Regions from separate parts of the Homo sapiens genome. Here region 2 is linked to region 1. A link is a loop called in an ENCODE intact Hi-C map of the cell type or tissue named here. Cell type or tissue: heart right ventricle. All regions are shown on one strand. Each heading gives the region's core, and the rest is flanking DNA. Links, peaks and the distances in the headings are about the cores only.

The links. Hi-C counts contacts between places; a loop is a spot of excess contacts. Peaks named below come from ENCODE experiments on the same cell type or tissue, not always from the same donor. Only the 100,000 strongest peaks of a DNase experiment are listed, where the experiment ranks them.
Region 2: it touches region 1 in a loop (2.1-fold over the local background); 1 of 110 quality-filtered maps calls a loop at or near these places.

Annotation. Positions count from the first base shown.
Region 1 is chr7:37,213,930-37,221,242 of GRCh38, forward strand. ELMO1 (engulfment and cell motility 1) reads right to left here. Exons shown (of 22, transcript NM_014800.11): 11 at 2,716-2,766. Among named protein-coding and RNA genes, the nearest start is that of ELMO1-AS1, 220 kb to the left of the region's middle. In heart right ventricle, for the core only: no CTCF peak of the experiment used is centred there; a DNase peak (open chromatin) is centred at 2,678; H3K27ac peaks cover 3,201 bases.
Region 2 is chr7:37,260,973-37,268,285 of GRCh38, forward strand. All of the region lies in intron 5 of ELMO1 (engulfment and cell motility 1), which reads right to left. Among named protein-coding and RNA genes, the nearest start is that of ELMO1, 180 kb to the right of the region's middle. In heart right ventricle, for the core only: no CTCF peak of the experiment used is centred there; no DNase peak of the experiment used is centred there.

The sequences.
Region 1 (7,313 bases), core at 789-5,788:
CAAAAGCAAAATACCCATCAAATCTTAATCCACTGTGGGAGCTACACAAGGATGTCTACCATCAAAAGCAGAGAGCAAATGCTCGTGAATTACTTTACTCACTGTTAACAATTAAATGAAAGATAAAATGACTTTTCCCCATAGAAACAGAACTGAAAAGAGAACATACAAGGAGTGGCAGGACAGGAAGACTGGATAGGTCCACCCCCAATCCCCTCACCCCTGCCCAGAAATGGGACAGCTGCCACCAACTCAACATTCAGCATTTGGGACTAACATACAGCCTTTTCAACAGAGATTCTGACTGTACATTAAAAATGCCAAACAATGGATCAATGTGGTGGAACAACCCATCAAATCAGTTATTTCAACTGTGCTAGCCCCACTCATGCCATGTTATCTGAAAGACCAATTCTCTTGGCAATCTGTAGTTGCTCCTGGGTAGACAGACTGCTGCAAACCAACTTCTAAGTGGCCGTTCAGTAAATGACAAAGCTCCCCATTGTAGAGAAAAATGATCTTCCTCCAGGATTGGAGGAAGTCTAGGTCCTTAGAGTGCTGCCTGGGTGACTCTCAACCTGACATCCACCTGCAATCCACACCATAGCTGTCAGTGCCATGCTGAAATAGCTAATTCAAGGAGGAGGGGTGGGAGAAGATTGAGGAATAGAAGAAAGAGGACAGGGAGGAATGAGAGAATACAGTCACCAAACCAAAATTATGGGAAGCAGGGAAGCTAGATAACGGATGGTTAGGAGCAAATCAAACCCCTTATCCTCCAATCCTCAGAAAAGCATGTTAACTCATGGCACACACTTAGTATCCAAAGCGTATGGGAATCTCTTTTCTTAGCAACTCGAAAGTACTGCACTCCAAGTTCTTGCAGGAGAGTACCAACCTCGAACTTCAGCCATCAACAACATCTCATACAAGAAGTCCCACTGAAGCAAACTGATTTTTGAGACAGGGTGAACACAGTCATTAATGCCACTCATATCTCAGGGCATTCTAACCCTGACTCCCACATCAAGGTAATATGAAGACACTGAGCTACCCATTGATGCTGCTGCTTCTACATTTACTGAGAGCCAATATAAAGAAGGACAGTAATTATGAATACTTCTGCACTTCCAAAACCACAATTGGACCTAGAATGTATTAAGATGCTCTCCCAAGATTCATTTCAGATTTCAGTTCCAGAGGGAAAAGGTTTATCTTTCCCGAAGAACTGGGGGACCTCTTTTTATCAAACAATGAAAGTTACACTCATACATTTCTTGTCATCTTTGACAGCCAGGAAGTTTAAAATTGAACTAACTTGGTCACAAATTGCTGGCATTACCACTGGCTTTGGGATCTAGAACATTTATTTTCAACATTAATTTTTGATGGCTTACTTGTATTGGTGGGAGAGGGAGGGGGGATAGTGTGTGTGTGTATTAGACATTTGTTTCTGCTGTTGGGACATCTGGGACCTTGTTGACCCTGAAGAGACTGCTCCTCCCAGGTCTAGCCAATTCCTAGAGATAATAAATGACTCCTTTCATATGCAAATGAATCAGTCCAGAGCCTTGGCACCCACCCCCCACTCCTCTACAAGCTCTGGCTCCTACTCTTAGGACCACTGTTCTCCTGCCCTAACCACCCAGGGCCAGGTACCAGACAACTGGAGACAGCCCATAAACTCCAAAGCCCACTGAAATTATTCAAACTAGCCAATCCTAAACCTGCTCAGCCAGCTTACCTGGCCTCACATATCCCTTCCCTCAAAAACCACAGTAAGGGCTCTCGCCCAGGTCTCCTTGGGCTTCCCCTGCCTCCTGACTCAGGAGCTTCCCCTGCCCCGACAATCCCCCAGTGGCACGGCATGCCCCCTCCTTTGGGGAACTATAATTAACAAACTTTTCAATGCCAGCCACCTCCTGATCTGTTGGCCTCACCATACTTGAATAATAATAAAACCTGCATTTGAGGACCAAGTGTTTTTAACTGTAAGCTTGCTGAACTGCTCTTTGGAATCACGCAAACAGAGATTTTTCTTTTTCTTTCTTTTCCTCTTTTCCTTTTTTTTTTTTTCTTTTTTGTAAGCAGGGCAATCAATCAACCTGCTTCTTTCAAGTAGCTGGTAAGTCAAATAGCGGGTAAGGCCTCAGGAAATCTTGTTATTTGGTTTATTTCTAAACATTTGCAAGGTGACACTTAGGGCTTTTTTTTTTTTCCACCAAGGTTTAAGGTCATCTTGCATCGCAGCGAATGAGTGGCTCCTATCTATATCTTTCCTTCCTCTCTCTTGCATGCGGGCCCCCAAAACTGATGTTCAACATCTCAGGACTTCTCTTGGTACCTGATATGTTTACAGCTAGCTTCCTCATTGAAAGAGCAAAACCTCATCAGGGTGAATCTTTTAAGCCCTGATCTCCCTAACCTGCCCCACTGAGAGAGCTATCCAACCCTTCCGGCCAGAATGCGTTCCCCCTTTCTCTCTCCAGAGCAGTTCCAGAAACCCCTCCCTCCAATCCAATGAGGCAATTCCTGTGGGAAAGCCTTTATTTATTCCAATTCCAAAAACTCACTTTTTCCTTCATTAGAGTTCCTACTGCTTCACCACAGAAGGAAGTCACAGAACAAACCACAGACTGAAGCCAAAAGAAGAGATTAACAAATGCACCAGGCCACTCCTCCCCCACAAAGAGGTCACAGCGCATAGGTACTCACTGTTAAAATGATGGAACGCAGTTGCTTCTGAGCCAAAATATTCGCCATCTCCTGTGGAAGAAAAACACACCCACACAAAGGCTTAGGTTAGAAAGCTACATTTCGACATGGCCAAAAATGACCTTATCCTGGGGTGTGCTTCGTAACTGTATATCAGCAGTATTTCTTATGAAATAATGAACTCAAACAGGCAGTAGTATTCAAATTATTTTTTTGACTGTTTTATTTAGAATGTAAAAGCAATGTCCAAAAGCAAAGGAAAGATATCTGGCACCTGCAAACTTCTTTTCTTTAGGAATTTCTTCCTTCCAGAAAAAGGTGGGTGCTAAATAAAAATCAGGCACTCCAAACAAAGCAATGGCTATTAGAAAGCCTCATCATCTTTTATTAGACTACGTACGTGCAGAAAGCTTTTATTAGGCAACACATGCCTGTAGCAAGGAGATTCCAGTATCTTCTAAAAGTCATTTCATCTTAATCTGTGCAAAACCAAAGAGTGAGTAATACATATACCAGGCTACATAAGTGATCTGAGTGGAGTTTAAGTGAAGGGCAAATATCTGGGTGATGCAAAGCTCTAGAGTCTACACTCACTGAGCTCTGCAAGGCCTGATTTCTGCAGGTTGTTTTGTGCCTTGGCATCTCCTGACTGGTATGGAGGATTCAAGGGTGATTTTATTAAAGGAAATGATGCACAGAGTCCCTTTATAAATATTGACAAGTGGAGACTAAGGGAAAATAGTATATCAAGCATAGTCTTGGAGCACTTGGAGCCTTTTAAAGTAAAAATACTGCTCATATTCAGGAAGACACTTGACCGTTGTTTTGTGGTAGGGGGTGTTTTTGGTGTTGCTACTCTTACTGAGTAGAGAAGAAACTAAGCCACGGTTTAAAAACTCAACCATGATTTCTACTAAGGTTAAAACAAATTTGCAGAAAGCAAAGAAAACCAAGAACATGGGGGGTGGGGGAGATTTCTGAGGAGGGCATACAAGCAGGGGTGGACAGGAGCAGCACAGGAGAGCAGGGCCCACTTTACGCTAACAAAGGGAACGTGGGTGACTTACAGTCAGAGGACAATCAAGGATGTCAACATTGCTCTCTACATCAACCTAACGGCGTCATCGCCACCACAGAAAGGAAAGCAAGCAGGAGAGAAGAAGGGATGGAAATTCAGAGGACTCTGTTAGAGGTTGACCACTGTATTTGAACGCCCCTGCTGACCCACTGCATTGAAAAGTGCTTAAATACTGTAAGGTGACTCAAAAAAGCTAGATGGCACTCAAGTCAACATCCAATACTAGGTCTTATACTCTTGAAAACAAGAAAGCAGGAGCAATGACGCATTGAGAAACAACTCAAATGGTAACCCAGAAGGAACCTTCCCTTCCACGAGGCATAGAAAGCAGGGCTTTCTTGCTGATCTTCATAGAAAGGCCCACTGGTGGTGGTTTTTTTGTTTCTCCTAGACCAGATGACAAATAAAAGCCTCAAAGGATCCTATAGCTGTTTTAATTTCTTTCCTTTAAAAAGATGAAATTATTGCTCATAAATAAAGACGGAAAAAAATATTTCTGTTCCTATGTTTGTCTATCAGTCTATAAAATTTAAAGTTAGAAGGGACAATGTATGTCCAACTTCTACTAAAGAAATCATTGTAATTGTCTGTTTACAATATTTATTGTCTGCATAAGACTGTGAGTCCCTCATGAGCAGAAACTGTCTTTTTCTTTTTTGTATTCCAAGCCCAAAGTACAATGTCTGACACCGAGAAGACAATAAATGTTTGATAAAATAACAAATAAATATTTTATACTACCCTCCTAAGGAACAGCAGCTTGGTCAAAGAGAAAATAGAAATATCCATGCCTCCATTTTTTGGTCTAATAGTAAGGAATTATTGGAGTAAATGTGAGAATCCATGGGGAATATTTTATAGCATTAAAATTATGTAAAAGTATAGATAGCTACAAATATGAATCCAGATATACTGACATGGAAAGATGTCCACAAAATATTGTTTAGTTTTAAAAGAAGTTTAGAAAAACTACAATGCATGTAGTATGCTCACATTTGGTGAAAAAAAATGATGTATTAGGAGAATATTTGCACAGAACAAACAGGGAAGTAGCACCATGAAAGTCACAAGAGTTGTAAATAATTGCCGTGGTTCTGCCTCTGGGAATATAATTACAGGAATCTTTCAAACTTCTTCCTTTTGAGTCAGTATTTTCTGATTTTTCTACCAAATCTTTTAACTAACAAGTTTTTTAAATAGTGCTTATCAAAAGTATAAGTATTTGTAGAGAAATTTGGAAGGGATCTCACCAACATATTTGCCATTGAAATAGTGAACTGAATAATGGTAAAAGTTGTAAGCAAAAGGATCCATTTGCCCGCCTAACAGCAACCTCCTCCCCGACAAAACTAGCCCAGCCCTTCCCTCCGTTTGTGCCAGGAAACTGAGAATCTCCTACATCCCAGAGGCATGGGAAAGCAAGGCCTCCACCCCTGGGGGAACCCTAGAAGGGAAGGGAGTTCCCAGAGGAGGAAGCTTTACCCTAGGCCCCAGCACAGGCCTCTCTCAGTAAGGCCTACCTCACAGATGCAAAGGAAAAAACAGCACAGGTCCTTCTGACCATGGTGGCATTTTTTTCAGTAACAGCAGAAATAAGGTATAAGTGTTTAAAAGCATTCCAAATTCAAAGAAACCCCAGATAATGGAGTCCTGTGAATGTGTCTGGCCCCAAGTCAAAAAAAGATGAAATTTTAAAAAAGTATTTGACTGAAGTGGAATCAGGCTACTCCAAACAAAGCAATGGTTCTAAGGCTTTAAACAGATACAACAAAAAACAAACAAAAAATAGTGTTCCTGCAAATCCAGTAAATACATGTTTAGATTATATTTCAATCTAATTGGAGTGAGAAAATGGGCTTGGTGCTATCCAGGCTTCGGGGAGTTGTTTACTTGGCAAATACAGGAGAATTCTATGAGTGACATCTCTGACAGGCGTTGGATGGGATGCTTTGCAGGTAAAAGCAGGGATAAGGTTGAGACTCGAACTCTGATTCTTACCCGCTCAGTAACCTGGTCAAGTTCTTTACTCCCTTTGAGGCTCAATTTCCTTACTTATAAAACAGAAATAATGTGGCTTTCTCTGAATATGAGAATAAAATGAAATAATGTAATATAAAACACTGAACACTGCTTGGCACATGCCAGACTCTCAATAATATTATCATTGATGGCTGACTTTGGTCAATTTTCCTATTTGCCAAAAATTCAGAACTTTTAATTTTTCAGAACATACGCCAATAACAATGCCAACGTCAAATTCAGACCAGCTGAAACTTTATTTTACTTAGAACATAGAGCCCAGACTAAGGCATACAAGCTCAGCTGTTAATATAAATCCACAGCAACCCACATGATGTCACCAGTTAGCTCAGTCTTCTGCTTTACAGGCCTCTACTGACCTTCAGAAAATAATATCCAACAAACTTTTCTTCATTATGAATCTGAAATCCCTTTTTAGAGCTATCTCGCTACTCACTGAAATTTTTTTAAATTTAAAAATCATGATACTCCCTTTATTTTGATGAACAACATTCTTAATTTCAAGAGTTTATAGTTTATGAAGTCCACATCACTTTTCCATGGGCAAGTAAATTAAATACCTTGTAGGTATTTTTTAGAGCTTGAATGAATGAGTCATATAATACTTCATAAATTTCTGCTGAATTATATACAGTCTTTCTTAGTTGGAATCTTTTCTTAAATGGTTTAAGGTTATTAGACTACTCTTTGTCATGGTTTATTACTCTTTGTGGTGGTTTATTAGAATAATATATAGCCAAACTGTCTCCTGTCAGTCTTATGTTGCATAGTTTTCAAAGAAAGACTTGATTCACAAAATCCAAACCTAATCTTATATCGACATTCCATTATATTACCATTATTATCAATGTCCTGAAGTTAGTACAGATTGACACCTGATTCCCTATTTGTCCATGGTCATGAGAGTCCAATTTAACAAATGAACAGTAGTGTTTGGTATAAAATAAGATGCAGTAAGCATTTTACTCATGTCTAGATTCAGAGATCCAAGTGAAATGGCCTTTAGAGTGGGCATGAACTTTCACCTCCTCTAATCCATCCTCTTCTTTCACAGATGGGGAAAGGAAACTTCCAAGAGTTGAGATCAGAATGCAACCTTCCTGACCCCACACGCTACACTCAGCTACCATGTGGCTGGGCCAGAAGTCCCCAGTCTGGCCAGCAGAAGGACCCCGTTGCTCCAATGCCCAAGTCAAGCTTGGGTATGTACACGGTGAGAGCTTCCAGACAACTTCCGGGCTGCTTGGGAGTTATGAGTTCGGTATTTAGACTAAAATATCACAGAAGCAGCCCTATCGATGATTTCACCTCAGATCTGCAAAGCCACTCCTAAAAATCCAGCCACGGTAAGACTGCCCCTAGCACAGGCTTGTGGAGGGCAGGCACCTCCACCTGGCTCCAGCGAACACCAAATCAAACGTCCAGGAAACTATAAAGTGACACCACTACTTGTGCAAACACAGCCCCCCAGGGATGAATA
Region 2 (7,313 bases), core at 1,181-6,180, 47 kb after region 1:
AAATCATTTCAAATTCCTTGAAAAGTGTATTTTTTCTCCAAGAAGGATGTTTGCATTTACTATATAGGTTATGACAATAATGAGTACCCAAAAATTATTTCATTGTCATTATTAATGCTAATAGTGTTTGATGCAGTTGATACCAATATAAAAAATAGCCAAGTTTCCTAGCACTTTTTATAAGCCACTATTCTAAATACCTCATAAAGTAATTCATTTAATCTCCACAATAGTCCCAACAGGTAGGTCCTATCATAGGCTTTATTTGACAAAGGAAATTGAAGTTCAGGGAAGTTAGGTAACTTGCCCAAGGTCACACAGCTTATCAGTGCTGAGGCTAAAATAGAAACTGGGCAGCTGGACTCCAGAAAACACATTGTAAACAGTGGATCTCAAATTGTTGCCTGTGTAAGAATCACCTGGATGACTTCTTAATACACAGACCAAGGGCCACCCCTAGAGTTTCTGGTTCTAAAGGTCTGGGGTGGGGTCCCAAAAGTTTTGTGTTTAACAAGCCCCTAAGTGTTGCTGCTGCTGGCCTGGGAATCACACGCTGAGGACCACCACTCTAAATCACTCAGGATGCTGCATCTCTCCGTGATGATAGAATGAGCAGCTCTGATTGTGTTTTTCTTTCTTTCTTTTTTTTTTAGGGAGTCTTGCTCTGTCACCCAGGCTGGAGTGCAGTGGCACAATCTCGACTCACTGCAACCTCCGCCTCCCAGATTCAAGCGATTCTCCTGTCTCAGCGTCCCAAGTAGCTGGAATTACAAGTTCTTGCACCATGCCTGGCTAATTTTTCAATTTTTAGTAGACACAGGGTTTCACCATGTTGGCCAGGCTGGTCTTGAATTCCTGACCTCAGGTGATCAGCCTGCCTCGGCCTCCCAAAGTGCTGGGATTACAGGCGTGAGCCACCACGCCCAGCTGATTGTGTTTTTCAACTACCACCTGATCTTCCCCAGCTGTAACACAAGGAGGCCCTCCTGGTTTACAGTACCTAAAGAAAATGTGCTTGCCCTTTTAAAAGCTGTGCACCTTTAAGGAAGAACCTTTGCTAAGAAAACAAAGAAAAAGTCAATAATGTGGAAGCTAAGTAGATGGAATTTATTATACCTACTCTTATTAATATATACTTTATTATATCTATTCTTCCTAATTCATTTACATGCCTTCATACTTACCTACTTAAAAGTAAATAAATAAATTTTAAAATAAAAGAAGTGAGGAGAGAAACAACAGAAACCTGAAAAGGACAAATGTCCCAAGCAGAGGAATCAAGACTGTGGAGTCCTCCCAAATCCCACAACTGCTCATGGGTTGCTGCTATAGAAATTGAAAATATTTTACCAAGATGGTCACATGTAAGAATAGCAAAGCAATATCCTAACTTGCTGGGATCTTAGCCAAGGAGTCACTCCCAGTAATAGCAGTAAAGCCTTCTCCAAATTGTCAAACTACAAAAAAGCTCATAGACTCAATGGCCTGGAAAGTTCCTACAGAACTATTCACCCCTCTCCTTCACTCACCCCAGCGCCTGAGAATGATGTGTTCTGTTGGCATGAGGCTGTTCTTAACTATCCCCACAGGCCTTGCTCCTTCCCTTGGTACCCGTATCTAAGGAGACAACTTTTCTTTAAAAAGTGCAGTTCCCACAGTGTTTGCTTTAGGGTAAATTTCCCTCTTCATCCTAGGACATAGGTGAACAACTGGAGGAGACACATCACTAAAGAGGAGGGGAGGACTGTGGCAAGCCAGGTGGCGAGGGGACCATGATGGAAACCTCCATGACCCAGGAGTCCAAGGCAGGGCTACTTACATCTCTGCCATTGGCTACCTCCAGGGCTGCAGTGAACTTCTCTCTTCACCTCTCTTGGCCTCATTTTCCCCATCAGTAGGTACACCAAGGAACTGTGATGAGATCATGTTTAAGGTTCCCTTCCACCCACAGTGTGACAGAGTGCATCTCAGCTGGGCAGTAACCCTCATCATGGAGTCCGCCAGGAAAAGGTGCTCCACAGAGGTGAGTCCCAGAAGTGACCTCCAATCAAAATATTATGTCAAACTGGTGGGACCCTTTTAATGCAATATTTTTCCAATTGGATCCAGAACAGGCAGGGATATACCTTCTTTTTATCTTCTCTAATTTCTAAATAATCTGGAAATACAACATTTATTATATAAAAAAAGTGGGAATCAAAGTTTTTATTCTGAAAAGATTGGAGTTTTGTAAGGAAATTTTGTTCTCAGATATCAGTTATTGCAGATCACTCTTTATATAATTTTATATATTTTATATATATAAATATATGTATTCTCAGACAAGTCTTTCCAGTTATCCAGTGGAAAGGAATGTTCCTTCAAAATCCTCAGCATCCTCATTCACTGATTCAACAAATACTTCTGAAAAGCTTGACATTTGTTCCGCACATTTGGGATACAGCAACAAATAAGACAGCTACGGTTCTCAACCTCCTGGGGCTCACCCACCTTGGTGTGGCAGGTGGACAACTTTTAAAATTAGCAATAAAAAATCAAATATTGATGTTTCATAGCAAAACCTAAAGTGGAGGGTTTGTGTTAGAGAGTGACTGATGGCTTCTTTAGATGGAGTGGTTTTCAGGGACAAGCAACCTAAGGAAGTGACATTCAAGGAGAGATCTGACTGACAAGAAGGACCCCACCACATTGGGGAGTGGAATATTCTGGGCAGCATCAATGGTTAGTGCCAAAGCCCTGATTCAGGTGGAACAAGCCTGGCCTGTCTGGAGGGAGAGAAAGGAGAGGACTGATGTGTCTGGGGTCTGCAGGCCAGGGGGTGTGGAGGGAAGTGAGGATGTGGAAGCAGTAGACAAGGTAGCCTAGGGTGTTCATGAGCATGCAGAGCTGAAGGAGTCCCTGGTGGTGATGTGCTTCCCTGAATGGATGCATGTAAATATCGGAGATGGATGTGTGGTACATTTGGAGCCCTTAAAACAGCATTCATAGCCAAACATTGAGCAACCATCGTGTTTACCAATAGGACAATGGTGAAATAGTCATGACATAGTCATAGGATGAAATATCATATAGAACTACATATGGAACTTTTAGAGAATGTAAAATAGTGTGAGAACATCCTCACGAGGCAATATTAAGAGAAACAGCCAAGACGCAAACATATTTTATTGTTTATGGGAGGTGGGAATATGCGCAGTGGAGTGTGTGTATCTGCCAGAATGTAATGTCACCCAGCACACAGAAGTGTGTCTGGCATTTACCATGAGTTCAAAACACATTTCACTAAATGAATGTACAAATGAATACACATATATATATGAATGCATAAATGAATATATATATGAACCTATAAATGAATATATATACATTCATGTATGCACACATATGTATTCACACATTTGCATACAAATGGTCAAAGAAGGCAAGTAGATGTGACCTGTGGTTATTTATGAATTGTAATATTCTAAACAATTTTCTTTGCAGGAAGCCTTATTTTTTGCATTTTCCATAATGAATTTGCACCATTTTTATATTTGGGAGGAAAGAGTCAACATTATTAAAAAAATAAGATAGCCTTGGTTCTGATTTTTCAAGCAACCAGCACACATGAAAAGAATCTAATAGTCATGTAGGTCTCTGTATCAGACAGCAAGTTATATTTTCTGGTATTGCTCTAAGGATAGAAAAAAGTTTTACTTTGGGCCATTGAAACAGCTTGATGTGGCTACCTCATGTCCCAGATAGGAAAGGGTTCTGGACCCAGACTCCAGACTCCAAGGGAGGAAACAGCTCATAAAGGATTAGCCGTGGGCACAGGAAAGGGTACTGGTAGTGTGTGTGTGTCAAGCATTTAACATTTCTCTCTCTTGAAGATACAAGTTAAAATCATCCCCAAGAAACTTCTAGCATAACTCTGGATCCATGATGCCAATTAAAAAGTAGTCTAAAAACATCCTTAGTTTCAACAGTTTAATAGATATCTTCAAATGTACGCTCAATGTTGCCCAGCAATCCAATATTTTCCTGGAATGTTTGCTGTGTCCCTTCAGAATGACTCCTCCATACCTTTTCTACTCTCCTTAAACCCCCTCTATGCCTTTCTGCTGCCTCCCCTCCACTGGTGATCATTTAATTGAGGAAATCAAAGCAATCAGCCAGGAGTTCCTTCATCTTCCTACTTCTAACAGCACCAGCTGCTGGCATCTCTACCCTCAAGCTCTGCTTCCTCCTGATAGATGCTGTGTGGCGGGGACCCTGTTTCCTATCAGAAGTCAGCTCTTCCCCTCAGCTCTGGATCTCCTCTCCCCTGGCCTTCTCAAGTATTTTACTTCAAATTTATCTCCCTTTCTTCTGTATCATCAATTCTCTCTCTGTAGTAGAACATTTCCAGCTGCAAAAATCTCTAATATCTCCCATCTTTAAAAAAAATAAACAGAAAGGTAAAAACATCCATTGACCCAGTTTCCCTACAGCTACTTCCTCATTTCTCTGCTTGCATTTTCAGCAAAAGTTTTGGAAGAGAGAGTAGCTCGAAAGTGTTGCCTCCGTTCTACCTCCTATTCTCCCCGCTCTCATGAGGCGTCCCTGTCCAGCCCTGCATGGAGAGTGTCTCCACCATGCTATTAATACCTCCAGGTGGCAGCCCAGGGACCACCCTCATCGCATCATCTTTATTACCTGGACAGCCTCCAACACACCTAAGTACTACTCCCTCCTCCTTGAAACACTTTGCTCACCTGGCTTCTTGCTAGGCTCCTCCTCTAAACCTTAAGAGTGTCCCCAGGGGTCTGTGCTGAGCCCTCTCCTCTACTTTCCCCATGGTGACCTCTTCCAGCCCACAGCTTTAAATGCCATTTCCATGGGGGTGGCTGGCACACCTGCATCTGTCCAGGCTTCCTAGTTAACAGCACGCAGTTAATTTTGCCAGAGCACCGGGAGGAACAGGACATCCTTCCTCAAAGAGCACCACATGCTGAAGTTCTGGGGCTTGCCCTCCACGACACTCCTTCCAACTCTCCAATTCCCTACAAGGCAGGTAGCCCAAGCCCCCTGCATCTCCTGAACCTGCAAGAAACTCTGACCCGGTGCCCTGGCCGCCCCTGCAATCTGTCCTTGGGCAGCAGCCTGGGGATCCTGTGTCGCCTCTGCCTGCCAGCCTCCACTGGCTTCTTCTCCCATAAGCTAGGCCGCTGAGAGTGATGCCAATAAATAGAATTTAAGGCATGTTACAACCCTTTATTAGTTTCTCAAACCAGGAGAGAAAAATTGAAAACCTGAATTGAAAAATGGAATTAAAAAAAAAAATTAATGGGCTTATTGTTAAGAATCTCCGATAACCTGAATCCACACAATGACTGAGATAATACTATTTTTCTTATTGCCAGAGGGAATAAGACCCAAAAATCATGATGACAGGCCCTCTGACCTAAATAATGCTGATACCGGCTCCCTAAACCAGAAAGAGTAGAAAGCAAGGATTATGCTTACAGCTGACAAAGCAACAGTAGGGACTTGATGAGCAGTTCTGCTTTCTATAATACATCCACACAGGCCAAAAGAAGGCATAATGGTCAATAATTCAGTTCGCTTATAATAGGGTTCACAAAAAAATCTCATAGTTTGCAATCTTGACATGTTTTTAGCATAGGGCATTATGATTCACCTCTTTTGTACTATAATGGCTTTGTAATATATATTTGTGTATTTCTTTAATTAAAAATAATACCAGCACATGAGATAGGTAGAAATACATGAGTACAGCCAGGCATGGTGGCTCACACCTGTAATCCCAGCACTTTGGGAGGTTGAGGCGAGCAGATAACTTGAGGTCAAGAATTCGAGACCAGCCTTGCCAACATGGGGAAACCCCATCTCTACTAAAAATACAAAAATTAGCCGGGCATGATGGCGTACGCCTGTAGTCCCAGCTACTCGGGAGGCTGAGGCAGGAGAATCACTTGAACCCAGGAGGCGGAGATTTTAGTGAGCTGAAATTGTGCCACTATACTCCAGCCTGGGCGACAGAGCAAGACTCCATCTAAAAAAAAAAAAAAAATATGTATATATACACACACACACACACACACACACACACACACACACACACACACACACACGAGTACTACTGGAAGTTACCAAATAAAAAAATAAAGTTAGCCCAAAGGTAACAGTTTCTTGTGGGTATCCCTTGAGAAACATTTTATCCTTTTATCTGAATATACATACACTTCCCTTCCACATACATAACAGGCATCCCTCTATACAGGATGTTCTGCAACCTGCTTTTGTGTTAATGGCATACTTTAGGGATACCTCCTCGGCAGCACGTATCACATTCTTACTAACAACTGCACAGTATTCTACAACATAAAAATTACCTACTGCACTTACCTAGTCCAACTGATAGATACATAACAGGTTCCTAGTTTTTGATCACTAAAAACAATGATGCATATAGCCATGCTTGGGCGCGCGCACGCGTGTGTGTGTGTGTTCATCCTGCAGTGCTTTTGTGAGTCTATTTATTATATAAATTCCCAGCAGCAGTACTGTTAAGACAAAGGTATATGTATTTTAAACTTAGGTGAATACCACTAGATTGCCCCCGAAGAGGGCATACAAATAGATTCTACTTCAAATTTTCAAAATCCTGACCCCACAGCATCTTTTCCTCACACTTAGATTATCTAGGACTGTAGATTTTCATCTCTAAGAGAGATTGAACTTCTTCTCAGATAGATACATACACACATACATGCACAGACATTATTTTGTTTATTTTTCCCTTGTTCATAGCTTTTGGCAGCCTGTCTTTTGGGACGGTTTCTTGATCCACTCATAAAAAATCTTGCAAATGAATGAACCGGACCTCCATTATGCAGCTGTCAATTATTTTTTCCAATGTTGTTTTTGACTTTGTTTCTGGAATTCTTTCCAAACACAAAGTTTTTGTGGGGTTGTTTTAATTTTTTGGTAGTCAAATTTATTGATCTTTTTCTTTATGGTTTCTGCATTTTGTGTTCTACTTAGAAGTTTCTCTCTACTTCAAGACTACAAATATAGTCACCATAAGCACTTCTTAAAACAAAAATTTCAGAAAAGTAACAATGGTCTGGCAAGCCAAGCTGTTTCTGATACGAACAATAGCCAAAGCTGATTTTAAAATATGCTGCATGCAACAGAGGACCTCAGACTCTATGCCCACAGCTATTATGATCATGGCAGGTAGGAGACACTACAAGACACTACTCAGCTCTGCATATAGAAGCTCCCCAAATCCTGACTGCTCCAAAGGTCACACACATTTGCACACA